Linked DNA regions of Homo sapiens: region 2 is linked to region 1. Evidence: chromatin contacts called from ENCODE Hi-C or POLR2A ChIA-PET data. All regions are on one chromosome and are shown on one strand. Each heading gives the region's core, a stretch centred on a gene start or an enhancer-like site at or near the end of the contact. The rest is flanking DNA. Distances are from core to core; before and after follow the strand shown. Region 1 overlaps ABCC5 (ATP binding cassette subfamily C member 5). Region 2 holds the start of HTR3C (5-hydroxytryptamine receptor 3C).

What was found. A loop is a pair of places that touch in the nucleus more often than their neighbours do. ChIA-PET counts read pairs that join two places held with the same protein, here RNA polymerase II (POLR2A).
Region 2: a loop to region 1 is called in a map of endothelial cell of hepatic sinusoid, with 4 times the contacts of the local background. The contact joins the promoter of HTR3C here to the enhancer-like site in region 1. A Hi-C loop is called at or near these places in 1 of 168 maps with a recorded cell type or tissue (endothelial cell of hepatic sinusoid). POLR2A ChIA-PET finds 5 or more read pairs at or near these places in 1 of 52 experiments (Panc1).

Annotation. Positions count from the first base shown.
Region 1 is chr3:183,977,797-183,983,134 of GRCh38, forward strand. ABCC5 (ATP binding cassette subfamily C member 5) reads right to left here. Exons shown (of 30, transcript NM_005688.4): 6 at 4,978-5,211; 7 at 4,655-4,828; 8 at 3,931-4,078; 9 at 707-855. Among named protein-coding and RNA genes, the nearest start is that of ABCC5-AS1, 26 kb to the right of the region's middle. Within about 2 kb of position 2,740, at least 4 of the 41 ENCODE cell types and tissues checked have a DNase peak (open chromatin) inside an H3K27ac peak, as active enhancers do.
Region 2 is chr3:184,050,074-184,055,411 of GRCh38, forward strand. HTR3C (5-hydroxytryptamine receptor 3C) reads left to right here and starts at 2,974. Exons shown (of 9, transcript NM_130770.3): 1 at 2,974-3,074; 2 at 4,648-4,814; 3 at 5,239-5,283. The coding sequence starts at 3,008. RefSeq lists an enhancer at 3,529-4,728.

The DNA of each region.
Region 1 (5,338 bases), core at 1,490-3,989:
GGCTGGAGTGCAGTGACACGATCTTGGCTCACTGCAACTTCCACCTCCCAGGTTCAAGCAATTCTCCTGCCTCAGCCTCCCGAGTAGCTGGGATTACAGGCATGCACCACTATGCCCAGCTAATTTTTGTATTTTTAGTAGAGACAGGGTTTCACCATGTTGGCCAGGCTGGTCTCAAACTTCTGACCTCAAGTGATCCGCCCGCCTCGGCCTCCCAAAGTGCTGGGATTACAGGCGTGAGCCACCATGCCTGGCCACATTTTTTTTTAAGTAGAGTTTTTGAGACCTTCAATTAAAATTGTCAGTAAATATGAACCACAGGATGATCTGTAATTTCAGAATTAAACTCAAACTTATGTTGACTAAAAACAACTCATACACTATTTGTGCATAAGGGCTGGCTCCCCACTCTTCTGCTTCTCAGCTTAATCCCATGAATGAAAAAATACCTACTAATTCTTGGGGGAACCTCCAGGTCCAGTAAGGAGAGGACCACAGCATCATCTCCATATGTGGTATTTTTTTTTTGTTTGTTTGTTTGTTTTGTTTTGAGATGGAGTCTTGCTCTGTCCCCCAGGCTGGAGTGCAATGGCATGATCTTGGCTCACTGTAACCTCCACCACCTGGGTTCAAGTGATTTTCCTGCCTCAGCCTCCAGCAAATGTGGTATTTCTAAAATGTTCCCCATCCCTGAGGGTTCCCTGACCTGTGCTGCTGTCAGATCGAAGCCCAGGGTCATATGAACAGAGAAGGTCACCACGCTGGCAATCACCACCACAATGGGAGCCACACCCACAGTGATGCTCTGGAAGTACCCAGCTTTTTCCAATATCCGACGCTCCTCCTCGCGGATTTCTATGAATAAAAAGCAAGCCAATTTCAAAGCAAGTTAAAAGAAGCCTAGGGATGTTGTTCCTCCACCTCCAAACAAGACTCTGTAGGTCTCCAGCCACCCTTCAACACCTATGACTATCAACTCTACCACTAAAGCTGGTATAAAAGGCTGAGGTTTGAAATGGATCAAGTGACAGGAATGAATCTAACAGAAAGCAGTCACTATGTATGAACTCAATCATCATCTTCTATGATACCTTTTTCTGATTCTTCTTGTAAATTTCTTAGGTTGAGAAGGAATGAACACATTAATTGTATCTATAATTGGCAGTTGTGTTTGCTTACCTGGTTGTTGTTGACTTTTTGCCTAAGGAATTAATAGGAAAGACAACACAATGGCACTGGAGAATTAAAAAGGGAGGGACTAAGAGGCCAGGTGCGGTGGCTCATGCCTATAATCCCAGTACTTTGGGAGGCCCAAAGCAGGGGGAATCACCTGAGGTCAGGTGTTCGAGACCAGCCTGGCCAACACGGCAAAACCCCGTCCCTGCTAAAAATACAAAAATTAGCCGGGTGTGGTAGTACACGCCTATGATCCCAGCTACTTGGGAGGCTGAGGCCGGAGAATTGCCTGAACCTGGGAGGTGGAAGTTGCAGTGCACCGAGATTGCACCGCTGTATTCCAGACTGGGTGACAAAGCCAGGCCTTATCTCAAAAAAAAAAAAAAAAGGGGCAGTGGGGAGGGAACTAACATTTCCCAGAGTGCCTGCTGTATGTTGGCAGTGGGATAGAAGCTTCCATATAAAAATGCAGTAATGACAACCGGAAGAAGATAGGTGAAATACAATTTCTATAGGCAGAATGATTTTTCTTAAATATTTGCAAAATCAACCCCCATATTAGCAAAGCAACCATAGTGTACTGAAGACCGTGGAGCAGGAAGCAGAACAATAAGATACTTTTTTTTCAGACGAGGTCTCGCTCTGTTGCTCAGGCTGGAGTGCAGTGGCACAATCACGGCTCACCGCAGCCTCAACCTCCATGGCTCAAGTGATCCTCCCATCTTAGCCTCCCAAGTAGCTGGGACCACAGATGTGCACTACCATGCCCAGTTATGTTTTATTTTTTGTAGAGAGGAGGTCTCAGTACGTTGTCCAGGCTGGTCTTGAACTCCTGGGCTCTAGTGATCCTGTCTCTCCTTCCAAAGCGTGGAGACTAAAGGCATGAGCCACCTCGCCCGGCCAATACTTTTTTTTTTTTTAAGACGGGAGTCTCACTCTGTTGCCGAGGCTGGAGTGCAGTGGTGTGATCTCAGCTCACTGCAACCTCTGCCTCCTGGGTTCAAGTGATCCTCCTGCCTCGGCCTCTTGAGTAGCTAGGATTACAGGCTGTGCCACCACGCCTAGCTAATTTTTGTATTTTTAGTAGAGACGGGGTTTTGCCATTTTGGCCAGGCTGCTCTTGAACTCCTGACCTTAGGTGATCTACTCGCCTAGGCCTCCCAAAGTGCTGGGATTACAGGCATGTACCACTGTACCTGGCAAATACTTAATTCTTCTAAGAGGGTATACACTGACCTTAAAGGTATTACCACTGCCTAAGGCATTGGGAACTATCTTCACAGCTAGCTTGTAAGTCACATAAAAACACTGAACTCCTTACTTGAACATGTATTATACACCTTGGCCATGTCTATAATGAGTAAGAACACTCTTTTCAAATTAATACATACAGGTAAAGATAACCAGTCAGGGGCTGATGGATGAGGGAAATTTCAGAAAAAAGATCATAAAACTACAGAATCAGAGAGCCAGAAGGGACCAGTGGCAGCCATCCTGCCATCAACCTGCTGGCAGATGTCCATTCAGAATCCATTTGTTCCACTCTAGTAGAAACAAACTCACTGCTTAACAAGGCAGCCCCGTCCACTGCTGGGCACCTCTTGAGTGCTCATCTCCTCTGGATGCTTCTTAGCTTAACAGCCCTCATAAATCAAATGTAGATTCCAGAATTGGACATCATGTTCCTGAAGGTTACTCAATGAAAGGAAAACAACAGCTGCCTTGCTCTGAACACTGTTTTGTTTTTTTTTTTTTTTTTTGAGACAGTCTCGCTGCGACACCCAGGCTGGAGTGTAATGGTGTGATCTCAGCTCACTGCAACCTCCGCCTCTTGGGTTCAAGCGATTCTCCTGTCTCTGCCTCACGAATAGCTGGGATTACAGGCATGCACCACCACACCCAGCTTATTTTTGTATTTTTAGTACAGACGGGGTTTCACTATATTGGCCAGGCTGGTCTTGAACTCCTGAACTCAGGTGATCCACGTAACTCAGCCTCCCAAACTGCTGGGATTACAGGCGTGAGCCACTGGCGCCTGGCCTGAACACTGTATTTCTACTCCAACTATAATGCATTGACTGTTTCACAGCACTGGACTCAGCTCCTGATGAGGTTATGGTCCACCAACAGCCTCATCTCTTTTATTTAAATTAAGTATCTATGTGTTTGTTTTTAATTATCTACTACTTAAATTTCACCTGTTTCAAGGCACACTGGTTCAATTTGTGTTGAGATCTTTCTGAATGCCCCATCTGTGCCATTTCTCCTAGCTTTGTGGGCACTTACACGTTTGACAGAGCTAGGACCAGCATCCAGCCATCCTGACTCCCAGTTTACCTCAAGGGCCACAAACTATTTCCCGTGAAACCACAGAGTAGAGTGGGCAAAGGTGATGCTCTCAGTAGTAATTTGATATTGTCTTCTGTGAAAGCCTCATGACCAGGCTGGAAAATCATGGGCAGGATGAGAATATACACAGGGGGCTTCGAAACTGGATTATTCCTAACTAGCTGTGTTTTAACTGGGAAAAATCAACATTTTCCCAGGTCTCAATTTCCTCATCAGTGAGATGAGGTTATGGGTTCAAACCTCTAAGATCCCTTTTGAACACAAAGATTCTATGATATTATGTCCTACGATACTAGACACTAGTCCTAGTACGTAATGTGCTCAGAAAGCAAAGTGTGTGAATTATAAGACCCAAAGAATCCAAGGTCCTTCTACCACATGCACATACAAAATCTTTAAACTCACTTTGAACACTCTGAGAAAATGCTTTGACCCAGGCATACATTTTGATAAATTTAATGTAAGTAAGAACTTCATTCATCTTCTGGACACGTTCATCCGTGGCGGCCACGCATTTTCTCCTGAAATATGCTGTGAGCCGTGATGCAAACATCTGAAAGGAAAAGCGATGCCACGCCAAATTAAAGCTCATTCAAACTTGAGAACTACCTAATCTGCTTAAGGTCATTCTCAATAAAATGAGCATATAATCCTGCTTGCTAGGATGGGCCAAATGTTATGTAATCGTACTGTCTTTAATAAAAGTGACCTATTGAATTGTAATAAAACATTACTGAATTCTTATCTCTTTATAAGGCAATGAAGACAAGAAAGTATTTATTCTCAATAGTGACCACAGAGACTGAGTGCTTCCAAAGGGGAGGCAGGAGGGCCCTATCACTTAGCACCAACTCCAACGCAGTGACTCAAACACTCCTATGTCAAGTGGGACAGGGTTCACCAGCTGACCTTCTCATTCAGACTCTCTTTCATGCAAGTGACACCTTACCTCCTCTCAAGTCAAAATTCTGTCCCTATAGAGCAAGCACTATCGAGCTCTAGATTGAACCTGCTTTGAGGAAATTTCCAATCAGAGCTGTGAGACCTCAGCAATGCCTACTATAACCCAATGGAAGTAACTCATCTCCTAAGGAGAAGCTGCCAGGATTCAGCTGGGAGGCTTACTCACCATTGCTGGGTAAAAGAGGATAAAAACAGCTGATCCCAGGAAGCCTGTTGGTCCCAGAATAATTACATTATAAATCATGCCTAAGATGGCAACAACGGGTCCTCCAGCCAGCAGGCTGCCAACGGCTGCTGCCTCAAACATTCTCTGCCCATCGTTGGAGCAAATGTTGATGAGCTATAAGATACAAAGAGTAGTGAGGGGACCCTGCAAGGACACGGTTCATTTGTCTCAGGAGGAAGATAAAGGATAAGGCAGGGCCCTAGAGGAATGAACCTCAAGCTAGGAAGTTGCTCTCTGCTGTGAAGCAAACACCCCTCACTCACCTCACCCAGGGATTTCTCTTTAATGTTCTTTAACTTAAGGATCTTCTTAAATGCCATGGTTAGGATGGCCCCCCGCAAGCGGACACCGGTTCGGTAATTCAATGCCCAAGTCAGTGCAAGCGACCAAGACCGCACGATTTCCGTCAGGAGGAGGCCCAGCACTAACAACAAGCTGTACTGCAGGTTAGACTCTGTTGCCTGGGTATACTCCAAGAGGTGTTTCACCATGAAGGCCTACAGGGAGAGACACACACCACTGTCAACATCTCCACGGCACTCACACACAATGCCATAGTTTTATGTTAAGTTAGAAAGAGTAGGCAGCTCCACTCAGGGACCAGTGCGCAAGCAAAGCAAAACT
Region 2 (5,338 bases), core at 1,724-4,223, 73 kb after region 1:
TGGCATGATGGGTCAAATCTAAAGGATAGATTTCACGCTCAATTTCTACCAGGTTGTTAAGTCATCCTCAGCCCCAACGTCCCTCCTTTTAAGCTGAGAATCACCCTGATTATAGCCCATTTTTTTCCAGGGCGCCTATCCCCCAGATTGATGCCTTGTATAGTCCAAAACCAAGGGTCCTAGGATCTCATTTGCTGCTCTCTCTTCTTCCATCCACTTCCAGGGCCATTCACACACCTGGCTTTCCAGATCTGTCCTAGATCGCACCTGTGTTTGACTTGCTTTAAAGGTACATTATGTATAGAACCACCTGGCTTCCTGGCTTGGAAAGGCATCTGTAGCCTGGCCAGTTGCCCCAGCCCTCATGACAACAACTTCCTCCTTGTGTCAGCCAGTACCTTATGTTGCAGATGCTAACATGTCTCCCAGCTGAACCCTTTCAAGTCATGAAGGAGAGCTCTAAACCATGAGCAGTTTTCCTTCCTTCTTTCCTTTATTTCTTTCTCCTTCCTTCCTTCCTGCCTTCCTGCCTTCCTTCTCTCTCTCTCTCTCACTCCTTCCTTCCTTCCTTCCTACCTTCCTTTTTTTTGAGACGGAGTCACGCTCAAGTGCAGTTGCGTGATCTCGGCTCACTGCAACCTTCACCTCCCGGGTTCAAGTCATTCTCCTGCATCAGCCTCCTGAGTAGCTCGTGTCTTTCTCCCTCCCTTCCTTCTCTTTCTCTTTCTCTTTCTTTCTCTTTCCTTCCTTCTCTCTCTCTTTCTCTTTCTTTCCCTTTCTCCCTTCCCCTTCCCCTTCCCCTTCCCTTCCCTTCCCTCCCCTCCCCTCCCCTCCCCTCCCCTCCCCTCCCCTTCCCTTCCCTTCCCTTCCCTTCCTTTCCCTTCCCTTCCCCTTTCTTACAGGGTCTTGCTCTGTTGCTCAGGCTAGAGCATAGTGGCACCATTATGGCTCACTGCAGCCTTCACTTCCTGGGCTGAAGCAATTCTCTCACCTCAGCATCCCAAGTAGTGAGAACTATAAGCACATGTCACCACACCTGGCTCCTTTTAAAAATTACTTTTTAGCCGGGTGCGGTGACTCAGACCTGTAATCCCAGTAATTTGGGAGGCTGAGGCGGGTGGATCACGACGTCAAGAGCTCAAGACCATCCTGGCCAACATGGTGAAACCCCGTCTCTACTAAATATACAAAAATCAGCTGGGCGTGGTAGCGCGTGCCTGTAGTCCCAGCTACTCGGGAGGCTGAGGCAGAGAATCGCTTAAACCCAGGAGGCAGAGGTTGCAGTGAGCCGAGATTGCGCCACTGCACTCCAGCCTGGGTGACAGAGTAAGACTCTGTCTCAAAAAAAAAAAAAATTACCTTTTGTAGAGATGGGGTCTCACTGTGTTGCCTAGGCTGGTCTCAAACTCCTGGGCTCAAGCGGTCTTCCTGCCTCGGCCTCCCAAAATGTTGGGATTACAGGCATGAGCCACCGTGCCTGGCCTGGAGCAGGTTTTCTAGCAATTCCTCTGTTCCCTTCTATTCCTCCCTTTCTCACTCCTTCCACTCCAGTACTTCTAGCCACCTTTCTGCCTCTCTTTCTCCCCTCTTTGATTCTTTCTTTCCCTTCAACCTCTGGCTCAAGTTGGCCAAGTTTCCAAGTCAGGGAAGAAATTACTTGCAGAGGTGGTAGGTCTGAAGGACTGCAGCTACCGCAAACCTCAAATGGAATCCACTGCAGCCCTCTCCTGTGCCTTCCTACTTTGGGCCTCTAAGTCATTCCTGCATTTCTCAGCACTTTCTACTTAGGGCTGTCATGATCACTAATTCTGAACAAAGTTTTTTTTGTATTCTACATCTGGCCCTTCACCCTTTCTGCAAGGAAAAACTGTCCAAGTCTTTCTGGAAACGTAGCTAAGATACTTGAAATAAAAATGCTCCAATTCATTCATTTGAGCCAATTTTTTTTAATAGGAATGTGGTGACATAAGACATAATATTAACACATGCCAATGATATTGATGTTAGCTGAGATTACTAGTTTACAATAATGCTATATATTAACACTATTGACAGCACAAAGTGTTACTATCTTAATTTTATGAGTTCTATTATCATGTAATCAGTGCATAGCCTAAAAATTATACGGAGAACATTGGTTTGGAGAGAATAAATCAGAAAGGCAGAGACGCTGTAAAGAGGAAATCTAGTTAGGGGCTACTGGAAAAGCATAGACACTAGATGATGAAGGTATGAACCAAGCTTTATAATTTGGCATTTGGAATAATTCCAATGTCAACAAAAGCTGTAAGATACTTTGGTAAGGGGGCCGGGCGCGGTGGCTCACGCCTGTAATCCCAGCGTTTTGGGAGGCTGAGGTGGGTGGATCACGAGGTCAGGAAATCGAAACCATCCTGGCTATCACAGCGAAACCCCGTCTCTACTAAAAATACAAAAAATTAGGCGGGTGTGGTGGCACACACCTGTAGTCCCAGCTACTCAGGAGGCTGAGGCAGGCAGGAGAATCGCTTGAACCAGGCAGGTGGAGGTTGCAGTGAGCCAAGATCGTGCCACTGCACTCCAGCCTGGGTGACAGAGAGAGACTCTGTCTCAAAAAAAAAAAAAAAGATACTTTGGTATTCATAACCAAATCACTAAGTATTGCACCTGGTCTTGGTGCACACAGATTCCCTGGTCTTGGAAGCACACAATCCTAATTTCCCCAGCCTACATTCTCTCATTAAGGCACGTTATTTTGTTTTGGATCTCAGCACACAGCTGCCAAATAGAATGCTTTTCCCCTAGTGTCCGCCCAATTTCCTGCCTGCCTGGAGCCCGGAAGGTGCATCTGGGCAGAGCCAATGCAGGACACTTGGCTGGGACCTCTCTGGTCACAGGCTGTCACAGGGAGTGGTCACTTGCCATGAGTAGTATTCAAAACCAGCAACCAGGGTGTGGTCTGAGCTCCTTTAAGCTCCAGGGTTTGGGAGCTCCTGGTGAATCCCCAGAGAAGAGTCCAGAAAGAAGAATGGAAGGAGGGTGGCCTGCAAGGCAGAGTGCCCTCCTCTGCCTCACTGTCAGTCTTCTGCTTCAAGGTAAGATGGGACGAGAACAGGGAAGACCAGAGTGTGGTTCCGAGGGACACCTGGACTCACCTCTAGCACTTGGAGGGCATTCAGAATTAATGTGTTAAATATTTCTTCCATAATGTCTGTGTCCTGATTTCCTTTTGGTGACAGATAGAAAGACAGTTCACTGATGAGTGCACACAGACTTTCTCTGTTCCTGCCTGCACAGGGATCTATCAAACTGTCTCATTTCACCACTTCTCCAATTCCACCTTTTCACTGACTTCTGATGCTCCACTACCACACCCTTCTTCCCCCTCTCCTTGTCTCTGTTTCTCCTGACATGATATCTATGAGAAGAGTAGCCACTGATTTTAAACATGCCCTGAGGGAGGGGACAATCTGAGGTGGAAATGAGCAGATATTTTGCTTCCATGAGGTAATATTTGTTCCCAATCTGGACACATACCTTAAATATTATGGAAAGAGATGGAGATAGAGAGAAGGAGGCAGAGAAAAGGACCATATAATGATGGCGATGGAGCAAAGATGCCACTCAGGTACTACCCAGATGACTCCCTGGCCATGGCCGAGAGACAATATCTGCACCGGCCTCACTTTGTGGTTTTGTTGTTGTTGTTGTTTGTTTTTTGACATGAAGTGTCGCTCTGTCGCCCAGGCTGGAGTGCAGTGGCACGATCTTGGCTCACTGCAACCTCCGCCTCTCGGGTTTGAGCGATTCTCCTGCCTCAGCTTCCTGAGTAGTTGGGATTACAGGCGAGCGCCACTATGCCCAGCTAATTTTTGTATTTTTAGTAGAGATGGGGTTTCACCATGTCGGCCAGGATGGTCTCGATCTCTCGACCTTGTGATCCGCCCACCTCGGCCTCCCAAAGTGCTGGGATTACAGGCGTGAGTCACCGCGCCCGGCACACCGGCCTCACTTTGTGACTGAACAAATGCTGTATGCTCAGTGATGTCACCTCATGATCCCGATGCTAGAAATAACCCACGAGACAACTGAGGTCACTAAATCTGAGAAGAGCAAAATAAATGCATAGCACCAAGGTAAGCACCCAGTCAGATACCTACCGTGTTTCTCATATCTACCTGGTGAGTGCAGTTGTGTAAAATGTCTCTTATCCTCTTGATAAATCAGTTCTTGCCTTCAGTAGACTTAAGATCCTAAGAGTTAGAGAGAGAAATACATTAGCATCGATTTTTAGGTGACTTGGACCACAAGTTTTGGGCAGTTCTACTGCTAGGTGAGCCAAGAGTCTTGTGATGGGTACATTAAAGGACTCCTGGAAGTAGCTGCCATTGCACTTAGGCCAAGTTTTCATACAGATTTGGGCAAACTTTGCATGAGGATGAAGCAATGGGAATGAGAATAGAGCCCTGACCTCAGCTCACCACATCCACTTCCACCATTTGCCTACCAGCCCAGCCCATCCTCCCCAACCATGGCCTTGGGGAGTCTTGGCATGGGAAGGAGGGGCTCACCTGCTCCTCTCAGTACGTCCCCTATTTTATCTCTCTGCAGAGAGACTCCAGCCCTGGAAATAGAGTCCCTCTCTCACGGAGTCTCTGCTCTCTATAGGAAGAGGCGACGCTTTTACCATCAATTGCTCAGGCTTTGACCAGCATGGGGTTGACCCTGCTGTCTTCCAAGCAGTGTTTGACAGAAAGGCCTTCCGTCCATTCACCAACTACAGCATCCCTACCCGTGTCAACATCTCCTTCACCCTGTCTGCCATCCTGGGAGTGGTGAGACTTAGTCCCTGCATCTTTTCCATGGCTTCTAATAAGGAACGAGGACCCTCTGCCCTGTCAACCCAACATGGCCCTGGCCCCGTGGTGAACAATAGGCACCCTGGATGGATTTAACGCAAGTTAGATGCTTTTCCTATGCGATGGAGAGGCACGAAGAAGAATACTGCAGTGATGTTTTTTCAGGAAGGCATTTGTCTTTGAATCCTGTCATTTCTAGAATGCTCTAGAAAAAAGTAGTCTGTATATTAATCAAAATCAGAATTGCCCATAGACACAGGGGAAACGAGTGAGGAAAAGACAATTCAGCATCTACAACAATGCCTGGCCCAATAAATTAGTAAATATTGGTGGGAATATGAGGTGGGCATTGGCCAAACCTTTTAACACTAATAATCCTGAGTGGAAATTTCCTTGTCAGGATGCACAGCTCCAGCTGCTGACATCATTCCTGTGGATGGATTTGGTAAGGCAGATTCAACTATCTCCTCCCCACTTCATTTATAATTTTAAGCCTGAGG